2 separate regions of the Homo sapiens genome follow, and region 2 is linked to region 1. Evidence: read pairs that join two places in POLR2A ChIA-PET (ENCODE). Cell type or tissue: B cell. All regions are shown on one strand. Each heading gives the region's core, and the rest is flanking DNA. Links, peaks and the distances in the headings are about the cores only.

Region 1 (7,148 bases), core at 904-5,903:
GTGCTGGCCTGGAACCTTCCCACGGCCCTGGCTGCAGCTGCTCCATCCTACTCAGGGAAAGGCACCCATTCGCTTCCTAACACCCCCGCTGCCAAAATTTTCTTCTGAACCTGTAGTTCAAAATCCTGAGCCCTACTGTCTTCTTTGCTTTTTTTTTTTTTTTTTTTTTTTGAGACAGAGTTTCGCTCTTGTCACCCAGGCTGGAGTGCTGTGGCGTGATCTCAGCTCACTGCAACTGCCACCTCCTGGGTTCAAGCATTTCTCCTGCCTCAGCCTCCCAAGTACCTGGGATTACAGGTGAGCGTCATCATGCCTGGCTAGTTTTTTTTTTTTTTTTTTTGTATTTTTAGTAGAAATGGGGTTTCACCATGTTGGTCAGGCTGGTCTCGAACTCCTGATCTCAAATGATTCACCCACCTTGGCCTCCTAAAGTGCTAGGATTACTGGCCGCCCTGCTGTCTTCTGTCTCTACCTTGGGGCACTGACTGCCCCAACACATGTACATACACACACACACACACACACACACAAACCACACACACACACACACTGCTGTGCACCATTCCTGGTGGTCCATGGACTCCAGTTCACCACTAGAGAGTGTGCCAGAATGTTTTCACCGTTTCCACATGGATTCAAAGTTGGGCCTTTCCCAAACGATCCTTTAAGAAAGGGAAAAAAAGACACTTATAAAAGACATTTGTATGTGATTCTTTCACTGTCACATTACAGACATCAGTTATGTAAAAGGCTATGTCAAATCTCAAACCTCTTGTGTACATGCTGGTCCTTTGATATATTCAACAAATAATTAAAATCGCACCCTTTGTCCTAGGACTTCACACAAGATGCCTCCCGATGTGTTGTTTCGTGTATTGAGGAACCTCTGTGTGCAAGGCACGGCATTAGGGGCTGTGAAACTGTCTAGCCTTGGAGTATGTGTGTGTCTGGTCGGGGGCAGCTCCAATGTGAACTAAGCAGAGGTCAAGAAATTTTGACCAGGAGTGGAGGGAATAGAGGCTGACCTGGCTCCAAAAGTGCAATTGGTGGTCAGGCACTGTGGTTGAGTGGGGACAGTTGTTCTGATATGTGAAGCTATTAGTTCTAGGTGACCAGCCAGGCAGCTAAGGGACAGTGGCAGAGAGGCTGAGTCCTGGTTCCTGGAGATTCATCCACTGCCTGTGGAAGAGATTTGGAATGCCGGAGCCATGGAGCTGGAGACAGAGATGGTGACAGTATAATAGCTAGGTGCGGCGGATCTCAGGGAAGGACACCGTTGTTGAGGGAAACTGAGGAAAGTGAAGACCACAAGAAGCCCCAGGTCGGATGGGAGGTAGAAGATGGTGCAGGTGGGGAGGTATTCCTGGGATTCTGCGAATCTTTGTCTGATTGGAAGGAAAGGAGACATACAGGGGGGTCAAGGGCATCTGTGGCTCTGACCCCCAACTACCTTATCTTGGGCCCAAGCATTGCCATGTGGGAACTGAAAATTATTAATGGGGGTTGAAACCATTCATCCATGTATCACTCAGGGTCCTGGCTGGACACAGAGAGCACCACAAACTGGGTAGTTGGATGATTTAATAAAGGAGCTATTTACAAAGGTACAGGCAGAGTTTAGGGAAATCAACAGAAGCATTAGAAACAGCCATTACCACCCTGAGATAGGACTGGAGCCTGGAGTGAGGAGGGCTGCCTGATGGATGCCATGGCCTTCTTGGAGGGAGGCAACCAGCCCCAGACCATCCGTATGCAGGGAGCTGGCAGAATCAATCCCTCCACCTCACTCTCTCCCCACCCTCTAACCAGAAGGCAGAGGGCAGGGACGTCTGTCAGTGTGGTCCACACAGGCTAGCCTCCCCAGACAAGGGAACTAGCCAGCCAACTTCACCCTTCTGCCCCTTAGAGTCCTTTCTTTTATTCAGGAAATAATTGGTATCTCCAACCAAGGGACACACAAAGTCCCCTCAGTGACTGTATTAGGGTTAATTTGGTCATACTCTCTCCTGAAACCTCATACATTATCCATGACTTGTACTCTTCATGAGGGGGAGAAAACAGGAGGAACCACAATTCATTATCAGACACACAGATGCTACAGTCCCCTCTTCTGTACTAGGTCAAGGTCTGAGCTGATGACATTGCTTCCTTCTTCCACCTTTCCCTCTGCCATCACCTTGGACAGACAGATAGGGTGACTCAGATCTTTTCTTTTTTTTTTTTTTTTTGAGACAGAGTCTTGCTCTGTTACCCAGGCTGGAGTGCAGTGGCCCAATCTAGGCTCACTGCAAGCTCCGCCTCCTGCGTTCACGCCATTCTGCCTCAGCCTCCAGAGTAGCTGGGACTACAGCTGCCTGCCACCACGCCCGGCTAATTTTTTGTATTTTTAGTAGAGATGGGATTTCACTGTGTTAGCCAGGATGGTCTTGATCTCCTGACCTTGTGATCCGCTCATCTCAGCCTCCCAAAGTGCTGGGAATACAGGCTTGAGCCACTGCGCCTGGCCGACTCAGATCTTTATTCCTGCAAAATCTTGGTCCTGAGTGGTCCTGCCTTCATCAGGTTGCCAAAGTTTTTTATTTGTCCAGGATTTCTGGCAAGTGAGTGCTAAAAGGCACCCTAGGGAACCCCGTGGTTAGAAACATAGTTCTTCCTTCCTCCATGCTGTAGTGGTCACCCATCTCCCCTTTGGTAATCAGATCAATCTGTGGATTTACTTCAATAATTATAGCGTAATCAGAACCATCACTGTAATCACTGTCACCCTCTGGTTAATATTGTCATCTTGTTATTGTCCAGGAGCCATCTGGCTATTTCAACAGGTAATTAAGTAGAGATGTGACTGGAGTCTCTGCTCTTGCTTATATCAGGTCTTTGACAGCAGCACTCATCTTTGCAAATTCGCAGGAACATGGCACATCTTTGGTTTACTTTCTTAATGATGGGTGCTGGAGAAATTCCAGAGACTTCTACTTGACTCTTCCTACTGTAGTAGTCTTCACTCCACGTCCAGGAACCAATGTTAAGATTGGACCAGTCACTAAGAATATCTATTCCCATTGTAATCCTGATAGCGGGGAAATTAACCACAGGATGGGTTCCCAGTCTCACTAGACTTTCTGTGACATAGTCTAGGGCAAAGACTTTATCTATCCCTTATTTCAAAATGTCTCTACTGTGATGTGTGGCCCACTGCTGCGGCAAAATAGGTGAGTCCCAAAGTTGGGAAGGTTTTTGGCTTCCCCCAGGAAAGAACTTAAGGATAAGCAGGTGATGTTGAACAGTACTGCTCTTCTGGGAGCAGAGTTACCTCATAGGCAATATATCCAGAGTGGTAAGGAAAGCTTTTGGCAAATATATTTATACTCATGTAAACCCACTTTCAATTATATGCAAATTAAGGGGTGGGCCAATGCAAATCAAGGGGCAGGTTATTTAGGGAGGGGGCAGTAACTTCCGGGTTGTTGCCATGGAAAGAGGTAACTTTTGGGTCATTGCGATGGCAATGTAAACTGTCATGGCGCTGGTGGGAGTGTCTTATGTTAATGAGCGTAAGGGCAGCTTAGGGAATCACTTTCATCGCCACCTGCTGGTTTCTGCCAGTTTTTCACTTTATCCCATCTGGACCAGATTCTGTGTCAGTCAGTAGGGTTGTGACCAGAAAACAAGTCCTGCCGGTCTCTTAACCTTACAGTGGCTACTGGTTCTCCAGGGATTAGCACAAGTTCAGAGCCAGGGTCTAATAACGCGTGGAAAGTCTGGGTACCTCAGGACACAGTCTTGAAAAATGGCCTCAGGTCTCTCTGGGGAGGTTTGGAAGATTCTTCACAGGATACTATACCTCTGTGTACATAGTGCTGTATCCTTCTTCAAAAGAACGCAGTCACCCCTTCAATTAAGAAGTTCTTGGCCTGCAATCCCGGCACTTTGGGAGGCCAGGTGGGTGGATCACTTGAGACCAGGAGTTTGAGACCAGCCTGGCCAACATGGTGAAACCCCATCTCTACTAAAAATACAAAAATTAGCCAAGCGTGGTGGCACGTGCCTGTAATCCCAGTTACCTGGGAGGCTGAGGCAGGAGTATCTCTTGAACCCGGGAGGTGGAAGTTGCAGTGAGCCAAGATCGAGCCACTGCACTCCAGCCTTGGCGAGAGAGCGAAACTCTGTCTCAAAAAAAAAAAAAAAAAAAAAAAAAAAGATGTCCTTGAGCTACAAAATGGCTTATGTCTTAGAATTGCATAAGAGACCTTGAATTCCCACTATGTCAACTCAAGTTAGGCTTCTATTAATCAGACCTCGAATTTTTTTTACCTCCATAGATCAAGCAGCACCATCTATTTCATTCTCAGGGACCCCAGGGACCCAGCTCTTATCATACTCACATTAAAGCATTCTGATAACAGCCCGCTGTTGTTTATTGTGATATTTGCACCTGCCTTGTCCCTGAAGGTTAAACAGAATCATCTGGATTCAAAAATGTCAAGTCTCCATTTAGATAAGAAAATTCAATAAATTGCCACACCTACCAATATCTCCAACCTTCAGAAGACACCACCTCAGAGCTGCTATTCAATAACTTTCAATAACTGCCCTGGGCAGTTATAGCACAAGGCCCACTGCCAGCTCCCTTGTTGCCTCGAGGCCCTAAAGAGAGTTCATTCCATTGCAGCCCTCATGCAGGGGCGCAAGGCCTGCTCTGGGAGGTGATATGCCATACCCTCAAAAGAGTTTCAGAACTTTGCTGAGTTTTACTGAAATTCTCAAGGATTGCAGGGCCCACTTCTTTTCCAGCGCACTTCTTATGACCTGGTGATTCTTAGGCACACCAAAGTTTTCAAAGCATTATGAGGGGAGTTTAGCCTCGTTGATTATAGGCCACCATTTGAGTCCAGACCTCCATGAATCCTAACCAACTACTAATGCCAGCGTCAAGTGCACAAGACCAGTATTTTATTTTATTAATTAATTTTTTTTTTGAGACAGAGTCTCACTCTGTCACCCAGGCTGGAGTGCAGGGGCGCAATCCCGGCTCACTGCAACCTCCGCCTCCTGGGTTCAAGTGATTCTCCTGCCTCAGCCTCGCGAGTAGCCGGGATTACGGGTGTATGAGACCACGCCAGGCTAATTTTTGTATTTTTAGTAGAGACGGGGTTTCGCCATGTTGGCCAGGCTGATCTCAAACTCCTGACCTCGGGGGATCTGCCTGCCTCGGCCACCTAAACTGCTGGGATTACAGGCGTGAGCCGCAGCACCTGGCCTAGACCAGTATTTTAAATCCCAAAGCCTGAGCAAGTACATCTATATTAATTAATTTGTCCCAATCTTGTTTTAGATTTTTCTTCCTTGGCTTTATGTCCAGAGAATTCACTTCCATACATGCTTCCTAGATCCTTGCTGATAAAACTCAGCAAAGTTCTGAGACCCTGTAAGTGTGTGGGTTATCACCTCACAGAGCAGTCCTGACACATCTCCATCTGGCCGGCAATGGGATGGAGCTGTCTTTAGGGCCCAGAGGCAATGAGGGTGGTGGCAGTGGGTCTTCTGCTACAACTGCCAAGTGCAGTTACTGAAAGGCTGGAGGGAAGGTGTTTGGGGAAGGGCAAATGTCTGCTTTCTGCCTCAAGGGATTAAGGGGGATTTGGTAGTTCAAAACTCTCCTCGATTGTCTGCCCAAATGTCCCCATTTCATTTCTTAGGGTGCGTCTTATTCTCTACAGTGTCCTAATGCAGTGATACAAGAAACAGCATAAGAGACCTAGTAGGGTTGAGCAATTAATGGATACAGCAACACTGCAGTTGTTACAACCTCACCCTGGCCTTGGTCTGTAGCTCCCCTGCAGCTATACGATGTAAGGGACTCACTCAGTGCTTCCATAGAGGTTTTCTGATTGTCCAAGAATTCTGGGTTTTCTTTTGTGTTTTCCCTATGTTAACTCCATTGGGCTATCAAAAGCAGTCATCTGAACCCACATGATTTATAATGACTATTATGCCTGCACTGGGTTGGATAATGTCCCTTCAAAACTCATGTTTACCGGCCGGGCGTGGTGGCTCACGCCTGTAATCCCAGCACCTTGGGAGGCCAAATTGGGCAGATCACGAGGTCAAGAGATTGAGACCATGCTGGCTAACACAGTGAAACCCCGTCTCTACTAAAAATACAAAAATATTAGCTGGGCATGGTGGCAGGCGCCTGTAGTCCCAGCTACTCGAGAGGCTGAGGCAGGAGAATGGCGTGAACCCAGGAGGCGGAGTTTTTGTTTTGGAATATGAGGACCTAAAATCCCAGCTACACCTCTACTGATTGAGAAGCCTCGGGCAGGCTATATAATATCCATGTCTTAGTTTCTCTGGAACTCTTACATGTTATTATTCTTACTTCTCCCCTTTCTGCCTCCAGAGTTCTTCCATTCACAGGCATAGGGTAATAAGGTGTAGGGAGGGGCTCAGATCTCTTGGTCAAGGAGAGCTACTCTGTCCTCGGGGGCTAGTCATCAGTAGTTGAGTTATCCCATCACTTGCTGCTCCTTGGGCCAGGAGGCGAAAGCAGGCAAGGTGTGCTAGCCCTGGGAGCTTCCCTGATGTCTTTTTACCTGCTTTCTATCCTTTCACTTCATTTTCTCTGTATTTTTCTCTTTCCACATTGGACTTGCATTTTCTCTTCCTCCTGTTGCTGCCTACCCACACACTTCCGACACTCTGGCCTTTCTCTCCATTCTGATAGTTTTAAACACTCTCCTGTCCATCCTGGATCACAAGCCCCTGGATGCCATGCCCCCAGTTAATACCCTATACTTTTTCCCTTCCTCGGCTTTTAAAGCCACATTTTTTCAAGATGCTGAATCCTACTGCATATCCAGCTCAACTACTATTGAAAGAAAAGTCAGGATCCATTACTTTTTCCACCCAGAGTTCAGACACAGCAGCATTTCCTAGCATTGACCACTTTCTTTTTCTTTTTTCTTTTCTTTTCTTTTTCTTTTTTTTCTTTTTTTCTTTTTTCTTTTTCTTTTTTTTTTTTTTTTTGAGACAGTCTCTTACTCTGTTGCTGAGGCTGGAGTGCAGTGGCTCGATCTCGGCTCACTGCAACCTCTGCCTCCTGGGTTCAAGTGATTCTCCTGCCTCAGCCTCCTGAGTAGCTGGGACTA
Region 2 (5,000 bases), core at 1-5,000, 110 kb after region 1:
TCTTAAAGTGTGCTAGGTAAGGGGGAATGAATTATGGGTAAGATGGTTTAGATGAAGATACAAGTCCACGAATTGCAGTTCACATCATCATGAGTGCATTTCCTTCAGGGCATAACCCTGGAGTTGAAGATATGAATCAAGTGACATTTTCTGCAGGTTGTGTTTGTAGAAGCTCTCAGACTTTTGTCAGGTTCTCCAAATATCTGTCCCCTCCTGTTGTTGTCTCTAAAATGTTAGTACAGTATTGCGCAGTTCTCCTCTAGTTTTCCTTGCGGAGGGGCTGCGTGGATTAATTAACAGATTACTAGCAAATGCTTTGAAAATCAAAAGGTCCTTCAGGAATAATCAGCATTGTTCGGTTCTCCTTTTGAATGAGTAGAAAGGATATCTGATTTCTTCAAAGCAATATAACTAAGATGGAAGAGAGTGTTTCTCTTGCAGTGATGCTAACTACTGTGTTCTGATGCACTACTCAGGTTGTATTATCATGCCATTATTACAAGTGAAGAAATAAATGGGACCTCACTGGGTCTGCCAGAACCTCACTGCTGCAGAGCATTACAAACACATTAAAGTGTAATTGACATCTAGTAGCTGTATGTCTATAATGTGCCAATTAGAATATTTAGCTTTGCAATAAAAGAGGAGTTAATAAAACACATTTAAGAAATGGAAAATAAGATTAGAAGTGGCATTTTGGCTCTTATTCAAGTGGCAGGGAACAGAAGAGGGTGTGGAAACCAAGCTCAGCTCAGTTCCCTGTGTCTTCATTCGTCACTGGCTCGTTCATTACCAAATGTCTATAGATATTCAGATACCACCCCTTCCTCCAAAGTATTCTACTCTCCGTTTGATTCAGTACTATTTTATAGCTTAATGTCATATGGAAGTTTTAGAATTCAGCTCCAAAGTAAACAGTAAAATGAGTTAAAATTACAGTTCATTGATTTCTTGCTGGCTTTTTAATTTATTTGTAAAACAAATTGCATAGAGTTTCTACTTTCTTCCCCTCAAAACTCACAACCCCAAAAATATCTGGCAGGGGGAGGGGGCTTTTATTTTAACCACGAGTGAACTACTGTTTAGCAACATTGACTACAAATGTGCTTCTTGGGAATTTCACCACTATATAATTGCCTTCTTCATTTCTTTTCTTGCTTAACTAGTGTATATAATCACTGATTTATAAGTGTGAGCTGTAATAATGTCAGCTGTCTGCTGGCATGATTGGAGAACTTATTATGAAATGAAGTTAATTTTATATCTTCTTTTCTTGGAAACTCTTTTATACTTAATTTTAAGCAGATAAGTGACATAAAAGACCAAACTACTTGAAGATAATGCATTTAGAAATTGCTGATTGATGAGCTTATGCTTATCTAATTTTGTTTTAAAAAGATTCTAATATATCTTTTGAGAATAGATTTTTGAGTGGAAGAACAAAACTAGTGTAGGTGGATAAGATACCAGCAAAAGAAAAATGGAAGGGTTCTGTTTCCCTCTGTCCCAAAATTATTTTAATGTTAATCCTAGAATTCATGTTTTAGTCATGGTTGTCAGTTGTGGAAAATATTATTTAGTTTAATAGTTTTACTTAAAATAAATGTTTGTGTTTTAAGCAAAACAGTTTATGTTGTAAAAGGGTAACAGCTACATTTTATGCATCTCTTTTTGCTGGATTTTCTTTTAGAGATAATGATCTTTAGGGCTGTTTTCTATAAATATGCATATCGTACTTGTGTTTCTGTTTAAATGCATGCGTAAGAAGAACTGAATTTGATTAACTTTATTAACAATAAATAATGAAGTGTACTCTTTTATGTTAACCCTTATTTCATTGTGTATCAGCCTTCAGACATTTGGCTATCTAGACAGGCAGTCATTTATATCCTTTTAAAAAAATTTATTGCTCTTTTGACTAATTGCTTTTTATATGACTTTTTATAAGCCTTTTGCATTGATACCATTTGTTAAAACACAGCCAGAAGAAGGCAGAGCAGCCTCGTTTTTCAAAACTTTAGTGTCATTTTTATAGACAAATAACACTTGTAAATGATGGATAATAGCTAGCAGGATGCTGTGTGGTATAAAATGTGCGTGAATTATATTTTCTGGGAGTTAGAAGGTTAACTTGTCTATGAACTAATTGAAAAGCTTTATGGTAAATGCATAGTGCTGTGTGCACATTATCGGCATGACTTAAACCAGCTGAAAAAGGGATTTTCCTTCCCTTGGGTATTATTCATTATCTCCTCCCCTTTTCTGGCTAGCTGATGTATATGGAGAGTATCTAATCATAATGAATCTATAGAATTTATAAAAAAGAGAACAGCGTAGATGCTTTTCACAATGAGTTGGCAGTTAATACGTTGCATATTAGAAATGGGATGGAGGTGAGTGCAGGCATTGAAATTATCGCTGCATGACGATGTATTTTTGTATTTGCATAGGCCTTGTTTATCAAGATGATTGTGGTTTTTGACCCTGGGAAAGCAAATGGTGAGAGATAGACTTGGTTTCTTCTGCAACTTGCAATGCATAGGTAACAGGAATTTATCACAAGCTTTTTGTTGAGGAAGGCTAACTCACATGTCTCTCTTTCTTCCTACATTGGACAGTTGTGTTAAGTTGAAAACACACCATCTTAATTTAGTAGCAATTCAGATATTCAGTCAAGAATATTAATATGTTAATGAGAACTTCAGAAATTTCACTTATGCGAAAGTAAGACTTTCCTTGCCCATTGAAGACATGGCTGTAGGCATCCATCCAGATTATGTGGGAGGAGGTAGGTTTAGTGTCATATTGATACTCTCCCCACCCGCTCCAGCTACTCTTTCTCATTGAGTGAATGCTGGGGAGAAAAGGAGTAGAGGAGGGGTAGGTGATAGTAAGAAATAGAAGGGATTTCTCACTGGGTCTGGTCATATGCTGGCTTTGTGTTTTCTGGGCCTTGTTGCAATTTAACATCTCTTTTCTTTATCATTGTTGTTTATCAGTTTTATGACAATCACCTAGATTGAATTTCTTTTCTTTTCTTTTCTTTTCTTTTCTTTTCTTTTTTTTTTGAGACGGAGTTTTGTTCTTGTTGCCCAGGCTGGAGTGCAGTGGCACGATCTCGGCTCACTGCAACCTCCGCCTCCCGGGTTCAAGTGATTCTTCTGCCTCAGCCTCCCGAGTAGCTGGGATTACAGGTGCATGCCACCATGCCCGGCTAAGTTTGTATTTTTAGTAGATATGGGGTTTCTCCATGTTGGTCAGGATGGTCTTGAACTCCTGACCTCAGGTGATCCACCCGCCTCAGCCTCCCAAAGTTCTGGGGTTTAAGGTGTGAGCCACCGCGCCCAGCCTGAATTTCTTTTCATTTACCCTGATTAGTATATCTGTGGATTTATGTCTTTTAACACTCCTGGAAACATCTCAGTTATCATCTCCTTAAATATTCCCTTTCCTCCTTCCTTTCTATTCTTTTCTTCTAGGTCTCCGATGAGACATATTTTGGACCTTCTCATTGTATTCTCCATTTAGGTTAACATTTCTTTATATTTTTCATTTCCTTGTCTTACTGTATTGCCTTTTAGGTAATTTTTTCATTTCTTCCTTCCAATTCACTAATTCTATTTTTAGCTTTGACTAAATGCTGTATAATCTTGCTAGCAAATTTTTTTATTTCAATAATCATAGTTTTTATTTTAAAAAGTTTTAGTTCTTTTAAAATCTTCCTTGTCATTTAAAAAATTGTGGTAAAATACACATAGCATAAAATTCACCATCTTCGCTATTTTTAAGTGTACGCAGTTCAGTTAATATTAAGTACATTCACGTTGTTATGCAGCCAATCTCCACAGCTCTTTTCAGTTTGCAAAGCTGAAACTGCCTGGTCATTTTTTTTTTTTTTTTTTTTTGAGATGGAGTTTCGCTCATTGTTGCCCAGGCTGGAATGCAGTGGCGCGATCTTGGCTTACTGAAACCTCCGCCTCCCAGGTTCAAGTGATTCTCCTGCCTCAGCCTCCCGAGTACCTGGGATTACAGGCAAGTGCCACCACGCCTGGCTAATTTTTGTATTTTTAGTAGAGACGGGGTTTCACCATGTTGGCCAGGCTGGTCCTGAACTCCTGGACTCAGGTGATCCACCCGCCTTGGCCTCCCAAAGTGGTGGGATTACGGTCGTGAGCCACTGCACCCAGCCCTGCCTGGTCATTTTTGATAGTCACTTGTTACTTATTTATTTTTGTGATTATGTCTTTTACTTCTTTAGCCTTTCATATGTAGTTATTTTATAGTCAGTATTTGGTAACTGAAGCATCTGAAGTCCTTGGCACTTTGCATCTGTTCTTTCTCTCACTCCTGATGTTTCGTTTCCCTGTCTGTTTAGTAAACCTTAATTGCTAGCTCATATTTGGTTGATCCTAATTGTAGAAAAAGTCTTGGGGCCTAAGTCAAGGATGCTTTTCTCAGAGTATTTGCTTTTGCTTTTGCCAGTAGTCATAGGGTGCTGCTGTCCTGCGGGGGTACTGCGGTCCTGAGACAATTCCATTGCCTTCCAGATGCTGCCATGTAACCCCGGAATTTTAGTTTAGTTCCCCCACCCAGCCACAGAGCTGAGGCCCAGCCTCCCAGAGATCACGTGAGATCACCACATGTCCTCACAGGACCGTTCCCCTTTTCTGAGGCTCACTGCCCAGGGATTTTTGGTTGTTACTGTTTGTTCCTTTTCCTTTTTGCCCCTGTAGACATTTTTTTTTCATTTCCTCTGAACCCAACAAAACAATAATAATTGGTTTTCATTCATTCATTACTGGTAGACAGTAAAACAACAAGAGTATTAGTCTGCCATACTTCTGGAAGCCTGAGCTGGTTTTAAAGGGCCTTCCACATGGGCACTCCGTGTGCTCCTCTGCTGGGCCCCTCCAACTGCAGCCACCTTACTCTGGCAGCCTTGCCTTCCCTTGCTCCCACATTGCTCGCAGCTTCTGATTTTATGAGATCTGCCTCATCCA

The links. ChIA-PET counts read pairs that join two places held together with the same protein. Peaks named below come from ENCODE experiments on the same cell type or tissue, not always from the same donor. Only the 100,000 strongest peaks of a DNase experiment are listed, where the experiment ranks them.
Region 2: POLR2A ChIA-PET joins it to region 1 with 8 read pairs; 2 of 35 experiments call an interaction of 5 or more read pairs at or near these places.

What each region holds. Positions count from the first base shown.
Region 1 is chr2:100,174,672-100,181,819 of GRCh38, reverse strand. No RefSeq gene overlaps it. Among named protein-coding and RNA genes, the nearest start is that of LINC01104, 30 kb to the left of the region's middle. In B cell, for the core only: a CTCF peak has its summit at 3,594 (motif pointing left); a DNase peak (open chromatin) is centred at 3,539.
Region 2 is chr2:100,062,158-100,067,157 of GRCh38, reverse strand. The region is part of intron 4 of AFF3 (ALF transcription elongation factor 3); the gene reads left to right. Among named protein-coding and RNA genes, the nearest start is that of AFF3, 78 kb to the left of the region's middle. In B cell, for the core only: no CTCF peak of the experiment used is centred there; DNase peaks (open chromatin) are centred at 2,387 and 4,600; H3K4me3 peaks cover 767 bases; H3K27ac peaks cover 2,688 bases.